Regions from separate parts of the Homo sapiens genome. Here region 2 is linked to region 1. Evidence: chromatin contacts called from ENCODE Hi-C or POLR2A ChIA-PET data. All regions are on one chromosome and are shown on one strand. Each heading gives the region's core, a stretch centred on a gene start or an enhancer-like site at or near the end of the contact. The rest is flanking DNA. Distances are from core to core; before and after follow the strand shown. Region 1 holds the start of AURKAIP1 (aurora kinase A interacting protein 1). Region 2 holds the start of PEX10 (peroxisomal biogenesis factor 10).

The links. A loop is a pair of places that touch in the nucleus more often than their neighbours do. ChIA-PET counts read pairs that join two places held with the same protein, here RNA polymerase II (POLR2A). Pooled maps may share reads with other maps.
Region 2: a map with no recorded cell type shows a loop between it and region 1 (26-fold over the local background). The contact joins the promoter of PEX10 here to the promoter of AURKAIP1 in region 1. A Hi-C loop is called at or near these places in 1 of 37 single-sample maps with no recorded cell type and 1 of 50 pooled maps. POLR2A ChIA-PET finds 5 or more read pairs at or near these places in 1 of 52 experiments (activated T-cell).

Annotation. Positions count from the first base shown.
Region 1 is chr1:1,372,073-1,376,582 of GRCh38, forward strand. It overlaps AURKAIP1 (aurora kinase A interacting protein 1), which reads right to left and starts at 3,135. Exons shown (of 4, transcript NM_017900.3): 1 at 3,082-3,135; 2 at 2,633-2,718; 3 at 1,928-2,373; 4 at 1,664-1,830. The coding sequence starts at 2,684. The coding sequence ends at 1,729. RefSeq lists enhancers at 1-633, 2,921-3,826 and silencers at 1-291, 2,876-2,925, 2,946-3,125.
Region 2 is chr1:2,409,039-2,413,850 of GRCh38, forward strand. It overlaps PEX10 (peroxisomal biogenesis factor 10), which reads right to left and starts at 3,526. Exons shown (of 6, transcript NM_002617.4): 1 at 3,353-3,526; 2 at 1,333-1,413. The coding sequence starts at 3,464. RefSeq lists enhancers at 1-144, 2,173-2,753, 2,754-3,334, 3,335-3,915, 3,916-4,495 and silencers at 3,112-3,491, 3,652-4,251.

The DNA of each region.
Region 1 (4,510 bases), core at 1,885-4,384:
TTCACCTGGGAGAGTTTCGGCCCTGGGAGCCCTGCCCCACTCACAGCTGGGAAAACAGACCCAGGAATGATGCCTGTGACCCCAGCTGGGGCCCCACAAGACGCTTCCTGCCACCTGTCCTGGTCCCCAGCCCTGGACCCAGGAGCCCGGCTGCTGCCCCCCTGTGGTGGTCTGGGGAAGCGCACTTCCACCCGCTACAGCCTCCAGACCCCTCCGTGCACTCAGGGACCCACAGCCAAGGCCTACTGACCTCGCTGGCTGGCACGTCCAGGGCCCAACTCCCAGGACAATGTGTGACCCACAAGTTCGTCCTGTTCTAGAGAAACTGCTGGGAATAGCGCTCAAGTCCTCCCCAAGGTCTGATGGGCAAGGAACTCAAGCTTGAGTCTCAGACACATTTCTGTGACAAAAGACAAGAGGCCCCCACGTCTCTGGTGAGAGGCAGCCCAGCCTTCAGCCTTCACACACGGTGGGGGAGAGGCTGCGGCTCCAGAGCCTCCACTCAACCGCCTGGGGCGGACGCAAAGGCCCCTCTCCTGTCGCTGAGCTGTTGGGGGCAGCAGCTTCCCAGTGCCCACCCATGCCCTGCTACCCAAGTCCAAGGGCCCCTGCACATCCCTGCTCTTAGGAATACCATGTTCCAGCCAGGCGCAGGGGCTCACGCCTGTAATCCCAGCACTTTGGGAGGCTGAGGCGGGCAGATCACTTGAGGTCAGGAAATCGAGACCATCCTGGCCAACATGGTGAAACCCTGTCTCTAACAAAAATACAAAAATTAGCCGGGCTTGGTGGCGGGCACCTGTAATCCCAGCTATTCAGGAGGCTGAGGCAGGAGAGTCACTGGAACCTGGGAGGGAGAGGCTGCAGTGAGCTGAGATCGCACCACTGCACTCCAGCCTGGGTGATGGAATGAGACTCTTCCTCAAAAAAAAAGGGGGGGGGAATAATGCGTTCCTCCTCTTCACCCAGAGGAACGTGGAGACACCAGGGGCCTCTGGCTCAACCTAAGCCTCAGGGATTCTTCGGCCCTGTAAACGAGACCCTTTCCTCAGCCACCCCCCAGCCCCGAACCCCTTCTGGGACAACTCTTCCTGCTTAGTCCCCACGTCCACTCAGGGCCCCAGGAGATGGCAGACATGCCTGGGAAGGCCAACACCCTGGCCCTGTAGCCGGAAAGCTTGGAGGGCCACTGGAGGATCACGTCCACGGAGCCTGGCGGGCACCATCCACCACTGCCAGTGGTACCAGAACCTTTCCTGCCTTCCCAATGAGGCCCTCCCCGACCCTCCACTCATGAAATACACCTGAATCACCCCGTGCATTCCGGGTGCTCCCTAAACCCCAGTCCTGTCCCCCTGTACTTCTGCCATCCGGGTCGGCCTCCCCAGGGAATGTGGTGCTCAGGGAGGGGCTGTGGGATCTGTTCACAGTGATCCCACAGCACCTAGCCTGAACTGCACACAGCACACATTTGCTCACAGCGAGGCTGGGGCTCCTACAGGCCCAGCACCCTCTGGACGGCGGCCAAGAGCCAGCTAGAGAGAGGGACGGCCAATCTGCCACCCTGCTGCCCGGGTCTTCTGCAACACCTGGGACTGGCAGCAGCCTCAATCCTGAGAGACCTCACACCCGGCAAATGGAGCTCCAGACCCGCAGGAAAGGCTGAGTCCTCTGAGAATTTATTACTACGGATCACAGCAGCAACGGGCGGGAAGGGCGGCGCCAGACTCATTTGCCCCGCAGGTAGATCTTGGGGGTCTGCCAGCCTTCGGGGGCTTCCTTTAGCCCCGCCTTCAGCCAGATGCGCCTCAGGTCTTTCTCGAACTTGATCTGCAAGACGCAGAGAGAGGGACCGCCAAGTAATTCGTGGCAAAGAAACGTGTTCTCAGCACTTTGCCCTCCCAGGGCCAAGCAGGGGGCCACTCACCTGCTTGCGTCTCAGGCGTCCCTCCTGGACCTTCCTCCGCAGGAACCGCGTCTTCTTCACCAGCTTCCGGTACTTGTGGTGGTTCATCTTCCGCCGGCGGATCTTCAGCACGTTTTTGCACTGAATTTGAGGCGCATCCGCGACGCCTTCATCCCCCTGCTCGGCCCCTTCCCCTATCTGGCTGGGCGGACACTGGTAGGATTGCGGTGGAGCCACAGTCCCTGCGGTCCCGGTATCCAGTCTGGGCAGGAAGCAGCGGGCCGTGAGCCAGCTCTCCAGGGGGCTGACGGACATCTTCCTGGGGACCAGCATCTCCTCCAGCTCCAGCTGGGCCCCCTTGCGAGGGAGAGAGGCCGCCCTACCTGGGCCGGCCGGCGATGTGCTGTAAAGGGGCCCGCAGACCCGGCTGCCCAGCACTCCAGAGACGGGCCAAGGCGGGCGGCCGCCTGCAGAAAACCAGACGCCACGGTCACCGCTCGCGAGACCACACAGGCCCGTCGGGTTGAGGAGCAGCAGGTTCGTCCCAGCGAGGATCCCCCGCACCTCATTCCTGGCCTGAACCCCTGAGGTTCCCTCTGTGAGCATCGGAAGCTTAGAGGGGAAAGAGTGTGTGTGTGGCCACCGGCCCTGCCCCAGCGGAGCTGCTGAGACCCGCACTCCTAACCAGGTGTGCATCCTCCCATCCGCCCCCGCGCGGCTTCCTACCTGCCCAAGGAACGGCCCTCAACAGCTGGGAAGTCAGGCGCCCCAGGAGCATGGTCTGTGGGCGGCGGCCACAGGTCCCAGGGGAGCTGGAACACAAGTGCCCGTTCAGGTCAGGCGGCAGCGCCTTCAGTAGTCGCGGGCGGGCCGGGACTGGGGCGTCTGGTCCCGCCGCGACCCTCGCTTCCCTTCTCCCTCCGCCACCCCAACCCACAAGGAGGACTTTGCTTCCAACACAGCTCGCGCCCCGAGGCTCCCAAGCCCCCGACGCGGGCGGTGTCGCGCTCGGACGCACCGAAAGGTCCCAGAACGGGGAGGCCGGCCCCCTCCCCGGGTTCACCCCCGCGCGAATCGCGTTGCCTGGCGCCCGGACCCTCTCGGCTGGACCCCGGGCCCGCCTGCCGCAGCGCCCGGCGCCCTCAGGCCTCCCGCTGACCCTTCCCAAGCCCGACCTCGACGCGGCTCAAATTGACCGTTCTGCGGCCGCCCTCGGGCACTTCCGGTCCGTCCCCAAGTCGGCCCCGATCGGCAGCGGCCACCCGGCGGTTCCTACGCACAGCGCCCGCTGGCGTCCTCGCGGCCCCCGATTCTGCATTGGCTCAGGCCCCGCCGGGCCCGAAAGGCGACGGTTTCCGGTTAGTGGAATCACGGTCCCAGTCCTCGCGCGGTTCCTCAGCTCCGCCTGGTCCCTTACGGAGGCAAAAAACTACATTTCCCACAATCCCAGGGGGTGCGGGCCCTGGATATACCCGCAGGTCCAGAATCGTTTCCGGACCACCCAGGGGCCGGATTCCCAACGGGCCGACGGAAGTGCGGGCTCAAGACTACGGAAGTGACGTATCTGGCAACGGAAGTGGAGTTACGTGGAAGGCGGAAGCGTCTAGAGCTATTTCCCCCGTTTTTGCTAGAGACCAAGGACCCGGAATAAGCACTGAGCCTGCGGTACCGGGCCTCCCCGACTCCTCATTCCTGGGGTTAAAAAAAAAAAAATAAGACGCAGGCTGGGCGCGGTGGCTCAGGCCTGTAATCCCAGCACTTTGGGAGGCCGAGGCTGGTGGATCACCTGAGGTCAGGAGTTCGAGACCAGCATGGCCAACATGGTGAAACCCCGTCTCTACTAAAACTACAAAAATTAGCCTAGCGTGGTGGCAGGCGCCTGTAATCCCAGCTACTCGGGAGGCTGAGGCAAGAGAATCGCTTGCGCCCAGGAGGCAGAGGTTGCGGTGAGCCGAGATCGCACCACTGCACTCCAGTCTGGGTGACATAGATCCTGTCTCAAAAAAATAAATAAATAAATAAAATAAAAATCAGACTCACACTTTTTGTCTGAGAACTAAAAGCAGCCTCTCTGGTGGATTGGGTTTGGCTGAGCCCCTAATGATGCTCCCCAGAGTAGGCGCTGCCAACGTGTAGCTTCACCTTTCTACTCCAGACAGGCCCCTTTGACCTCCGTGAGGTTGGCTAATATAGAGACCCCAGCATGGACTTGCAGGGGCGCCTGGTGGGAGAGGGGTGTGGAGCAGAGCCTGCTGGGCCTGCTCGGAGACTTGCCTTGCAGGAGGGTCTTCCAGGGACGCTTAGCAGGAAGTGGAAAGGCCAGGTCATCTGCCGGGCCCAGCCTGGCTAAGCAGTGAGTGACAGGTAGGATAGGCCAGTGTGAGGACATAAAGTTCAGGCTCCAGGCCCACCTCTACAACTGAGGTCCCCAGATGACTCTACGTTACCCCTCAGAGGGGCTACTTGGGACTCCAAGCAGGAAGGTTTACGAACGTTATTTGCGGGCCCGCCCTTCACCCCTGCTGCACAGCTTCCCCTAGTGGATTTGGCCGTAAATGAGCAGACTGGTGCCTCCAGAGCAGCCCTCACCTTGGTGCCCCTGTG
Region 2 (4,812 bases), core at 2,276-4,775, 1.0 Mb after region 1:
TGAGCTCAGGCAGCACATGACAGGCCCGGCCAATGGCTGCCCTTGGCTCCCAGGGCCTTGGCTGGCCAGTGTCCCTCCCTCTCTTGGCTTCTCCCCAAGAGTCTCTGCTCTTTCCCCTTTCTCCCTAGCTGTCCCCGCCACCTCCCCCAGCCCAAGCACTCGGATCCAGTCCCATGGCTCTCCACCAACCACACAGCTGGCACCACCCGATTTATGCCCAGCCTGGACCTTACTTGTGAGTGCCAGCCATGCAGGTCCGCCACCTACCTGACATCGCCATGTATGCTCAGATGAGCACCCCAATTCCACCCCTGCCGAGACAGCTTTCAGCGCCCCCACCCAGAAAAGCCTGCTCCCCGTTTCCATCTCTGTGGATGGCAACGCCAGGCCTCCGGTTCCTGAGGTCAAGCCCAAGGGGCACCCTGCATGCACCTTCCCTGTGTGTTCCACCCCCTCGCTGCCGCCCCTGCTCTGTACCACCACCATCCTGTGGGGGACTGTCACAGCCTCTGTAGTCTCCCTGAGCCCAACTTTGTCCCCTGAGGTCTGGTCTTAGCTAGTGGTCGGCCTCTCCCCTGCCCACGTCCCTGGAATGCCCCAAGCCTCGCACAGGGAAAGCTATGGGCTTACAAAACTCACGAGCCCCCCGGGGTCATTCTCCCAAACCGCCAAGGACGTGTTCTTCTCAGGGCCTTTCCCGGCTGCTTGCTCTGCCGGTCTGGAAAATGCTCTTCCCTAAGACGTGGTCTTTATCTCTGAGAGCCCCTCACTTCCCAAGATGCTCTGTGACGCAGCCACATCTGTCTCCCGCCCACCGAGCACACTCTCCATGGCGGCAGGATGCCCGGGGCGAGCCCCTCGTAGGGAACCAGGCTGGCACTCGGTGGTCCTTGCTACATGCTGAGCTGGGGTTGGGAGCCTGAGAGCTTCTGTCAACAACTCCCTCTAAAGGGTGGTGACCAGCCTGGGCCACAGACCCACCACTGCTCCACCAGGGCACTGTCACACGGGCACTGCACCCTATGACATGGCTCAGCACTGTGACTCACTGGTGCCACCAGGGCTGGCCACTGAGAAATGGGTCTCAGTGGCACCCGGGGTAAAGTCTTAAACAAAGAACCCCAGGGACACACAAAGGCTGGAAAAGTCGGCTCCCTGCTGGGAGCAGATGCCTCGCCTCCCTCGGAGCAGTACCTCCTGCACTTCCCTGAAGCAACCTCACCCGGGCCAGCTCCAGGAGCTTCTCACACTGCCTGGCAGCCCCCTGGCCACCGTCCCCAGACTTGGTGTGTGTGGCTGCCCTCAGTCCTGAGGTCCCGTGGGAGCTTCTACCTGCAAGTGTGGTGAGGCCAAAGTAGGCCACATCTGAGAGCAGCTCAACCTCCTTCCTCCACTCCAGCCACTTCCTCGCACCTGAGAGGAGAAACAGTATTAGTCCGGGGGAGCTGGTGGGCATCCTCTGAGGATGAGGGACCACAGTCCTCCCCCAGTTGTCTAGGCCCAGATCCAGTCCCACCCCTTCCATGAAGCCAACACTCACTCCCTGGCCTCCCTCTCTGCTTCTGTCTCCGGAGGCACCACCTTGACTTGCCTTAGCGTGAGCTGCAGACAGTCTGCGAAGAATCTCCCACCTGTGCTCATCTCTTGCTCCGGGATTCCCCTGAGCAACTGTTCTAGGGCCTATGAGGGCCACATGGAAAGATGGTCTGGGGTATTAAGATTACAGGCCAGAGGCCAACTGTCTAGCATCAAAAAGCAGCTCTCCAACTTGCTGGCTGTGAGGTCTTTCTGGAATCTCAATTTGCTCATCTATCAGAAGAGTAATAAGTCCTACTTGGAGGGATGTTTGAAGATTCAATATTTGTAAAACACTGGGAACAGTGTCTGGCACAGGGGTAAGTGCCAAGTGTACTGTAAAACAAGTAAGTACACACACAAAAAATTCTCATCATGTCACTCTCCTGTTCAGAATCCACCAATGGCTGCCCACCTGACACCCATGGGCCTCCCGGCACGGAGCCTGGCTGTCCTCTGATATTTACCCATGCTCTTCCTGTCCCATGGCACTGTTCCTTTGGCCACGACACCCCCACCACTGGGCTCTAGTGCCACTGCTCCCTGAAACGTTCTGCTGGGAGTTCATGCCTTTAACGACTGCCTGCCCCACCCCCCAAAGACTTGATGGCTTTGCCTTTTTTTTTTTTTTTTTTTTTTTGAGATGGAGTCTCACTCTGTTGCCCAGACTGGAGTGCAGTGGCACGATCTTGGCTTACTGCAACCTCCGCCTCCCGGGTTCAAGTGATTCTGTCTCAGCCTCCCAAGTAGCTGGGATTACACGCACGCGCCACCACGCCCTGCTGATTTTTGTATTTTTAGTAGAGACGGGGTTTCACCATGTTGTGTAGACTGGTCTCGAACTCCTGACCTCAAGTGATCCACCCGCCTCGGCCTCCCAAAGTGCTGGGATTACAGGCGTGAGCCACCACACCCGGCATCTTTTTTTTTTCGTTTTTTAATCGGTGATGGGGTCTGGCCCCGTCGCCCAGGCTGGAGTGCAGCGGCACAATCATGGCTCACTGCAGCCTCATCCCTCGGGCTCAGGCGATTCTCTTGCCTCAGCCTCCTGAAGAGCTGGGATTACAGACGCCGCCACCACGTCCGGCTAATTTTCAGATTTTTTGTAGAGACGGGGTCTTGCCATGTTGCCCAGGCTGGTTTCAAACTCCTGGGCTCAAGCGATCCTCCCGCCTCTGCCTCCCAAACTGCTGGGATGACAGGTGCTGCTTCATTGAGTACACTGGCTTCTGTACTCAGCTCCCGGCCTGGTGAGGCAGGCAGGGCCTGGCTGAGCCTACACTGGGGTCAGCAGGGCGAGGGGCCTGGGCTGCTGCTCAGGCCTAGGAAAGGCCGGGGTCAGTGTGAACCGGACCGAGGTATGAGGCGTTCGCGCCGCGGGCGCTCTGACCCCTCTGCTCACAGGGGAGGATCGGAGGGAGGCTTGAAGCACTTGCCAAGGCCTCACACCTGGAGGGGACAGAGTCTTCCCCAGCCGCTGGCGTCAGCTGGACCTGCCCTGAGCTGGGGACGGGAAGGGCTTGGGCGGGAACTGGAGGCCCACGCAGGTCCCCCGCGGTGTCTGCGGCCTGTGCCTCTGGGGCCACCTGGCCAGGGAGGGCAGGAGGTGCCCCGCACATCCCTGAATGGCCGCAGGGCAGGCGAAGGAGACTGCCGGGTCCCAGGTTGTGGGACGGGCCCAGGCGACCGTGACCACACACGGCAGACACCCCGCCTCCATGAGGGGCAACACCCCCTGGGCCGCTCGCGAGGACGTCCGGCCGCGCCCGGCCCTCACCCGCCAGGCTGTGCAGGGCGCCGCCCGCCGCGCTCCGCAGCCCACCGCGGTAGTACTCGTCCTTCTGCGCCGCGCGGATCACCTCCGGGGGGCTGGCGGCGGCCGGGGCCATGGCCGCGGGTTCGGGTGGTCCCGAGCAGCCACGCCGGCCACGCCCACGCCCAGACGGGCGAGAACTGATGACGGCACGACGTGGCTCTGCGTGCGGCGCAGACCTCTGCGTCAAGGTGCTGGGGCGGGGCCGGACTGGGGCTGGAGGCGGGGCCAGGGCCCGGGCGGAAGCGGGGCTGGAGTCCGAACCAGCGCAGCGCGGGGCGGGGCAGCGGGAAGGTAGTCGGAGGCGCAGGGCGGAGCGGAGCGGGGCGGGGCCCGCGAGCCGAGGTGGGGGCGGGGCACGCGCGAGGGGCGCTGGCGAGGCAGCGGGATGGGCTCGCGGCCGCGTGGTTGCTGCGACCTCGGGGTCCTACGCTGCCAGGGGCCCCTGCTCTGCTCCCTGCACGTCCACGGGCCGCCCTCCCACTGGGGACAGCGCTGCGGAGTGGAGACGCTGCAGGCCCATTTACGGCTGGGGAGACGGAGGCTTTCGCTTGGGTCTTCGGGAAGCCGAGCTCCCAGCGCCGGCCGCGGCGGTCCCGCCCTCGCGCCCTTTGAGCTGCGCGGGCTCTCAGCGCGGGTTGGCCAGTTCCGGGGAGCCGGTCGGTTTGGGGGCCAGAGGGGCACGAGGCGAGACCCGGGACCTTCCAGGCCCCGAGCAGCCGCCTTCCCCAGTAATCCTGCGCGAAAAGCACACGGCCGGCTTGGTGTGGACGCCCCCCTGGTGCCCACGGGAGGCAGGGCCTGGCGGGTGGGGGGCAGCCGGGAAGCCGCCGCGTGGTTCCAGGACGGGCGGAAGGTGGCCTTCCACCCTCCACCCTCCACCCTGCCTGGCCTGAGCCCCGCAGGTGCTCTGGGGAACCACATCGCAGGCGCTCCGATCCCTCTGCTCCCAGGGGACGAGCGGAGGGAGGCCTGAAGCACTTGCCAAGGCCGCACACCTGGAGGGGACAGAACCTTCCCCAGCCGCTGGCCACAGCTGGACCTGCCCTGAGCTGGGGGTGGGAAGGGCTGGGGCGGGAACTGGAGGCCCACGCAGGTCGCCTGCGGTGTCTGCGGCCTGTGCCTCTGGGGCCGCCTGGCCAGGGAGGGCAGGAGATGCCTGGTACATACCTGAATGGCTGCAGGGCAGGTGAAGGAGAAGGCCCTGTTTTTTGGCCCCAAGGGCAGCACTTGGCCCTGGAGAGTCCTGCAGGATTGCAGGAGGAAGGCAGGGCACGACAAGGGGGCGTCTGCGCCCCGCTGACCTCAGTGGGGAGGGCCTCCAGTTCCTTGCCTCACCTCTGGTTCCATCTACAGGAGCTCAGCTGTGGGATCATCCCCAGACTGGCACAGCCCAGTCACAAAGCCAGAGCCCCACACTGCAG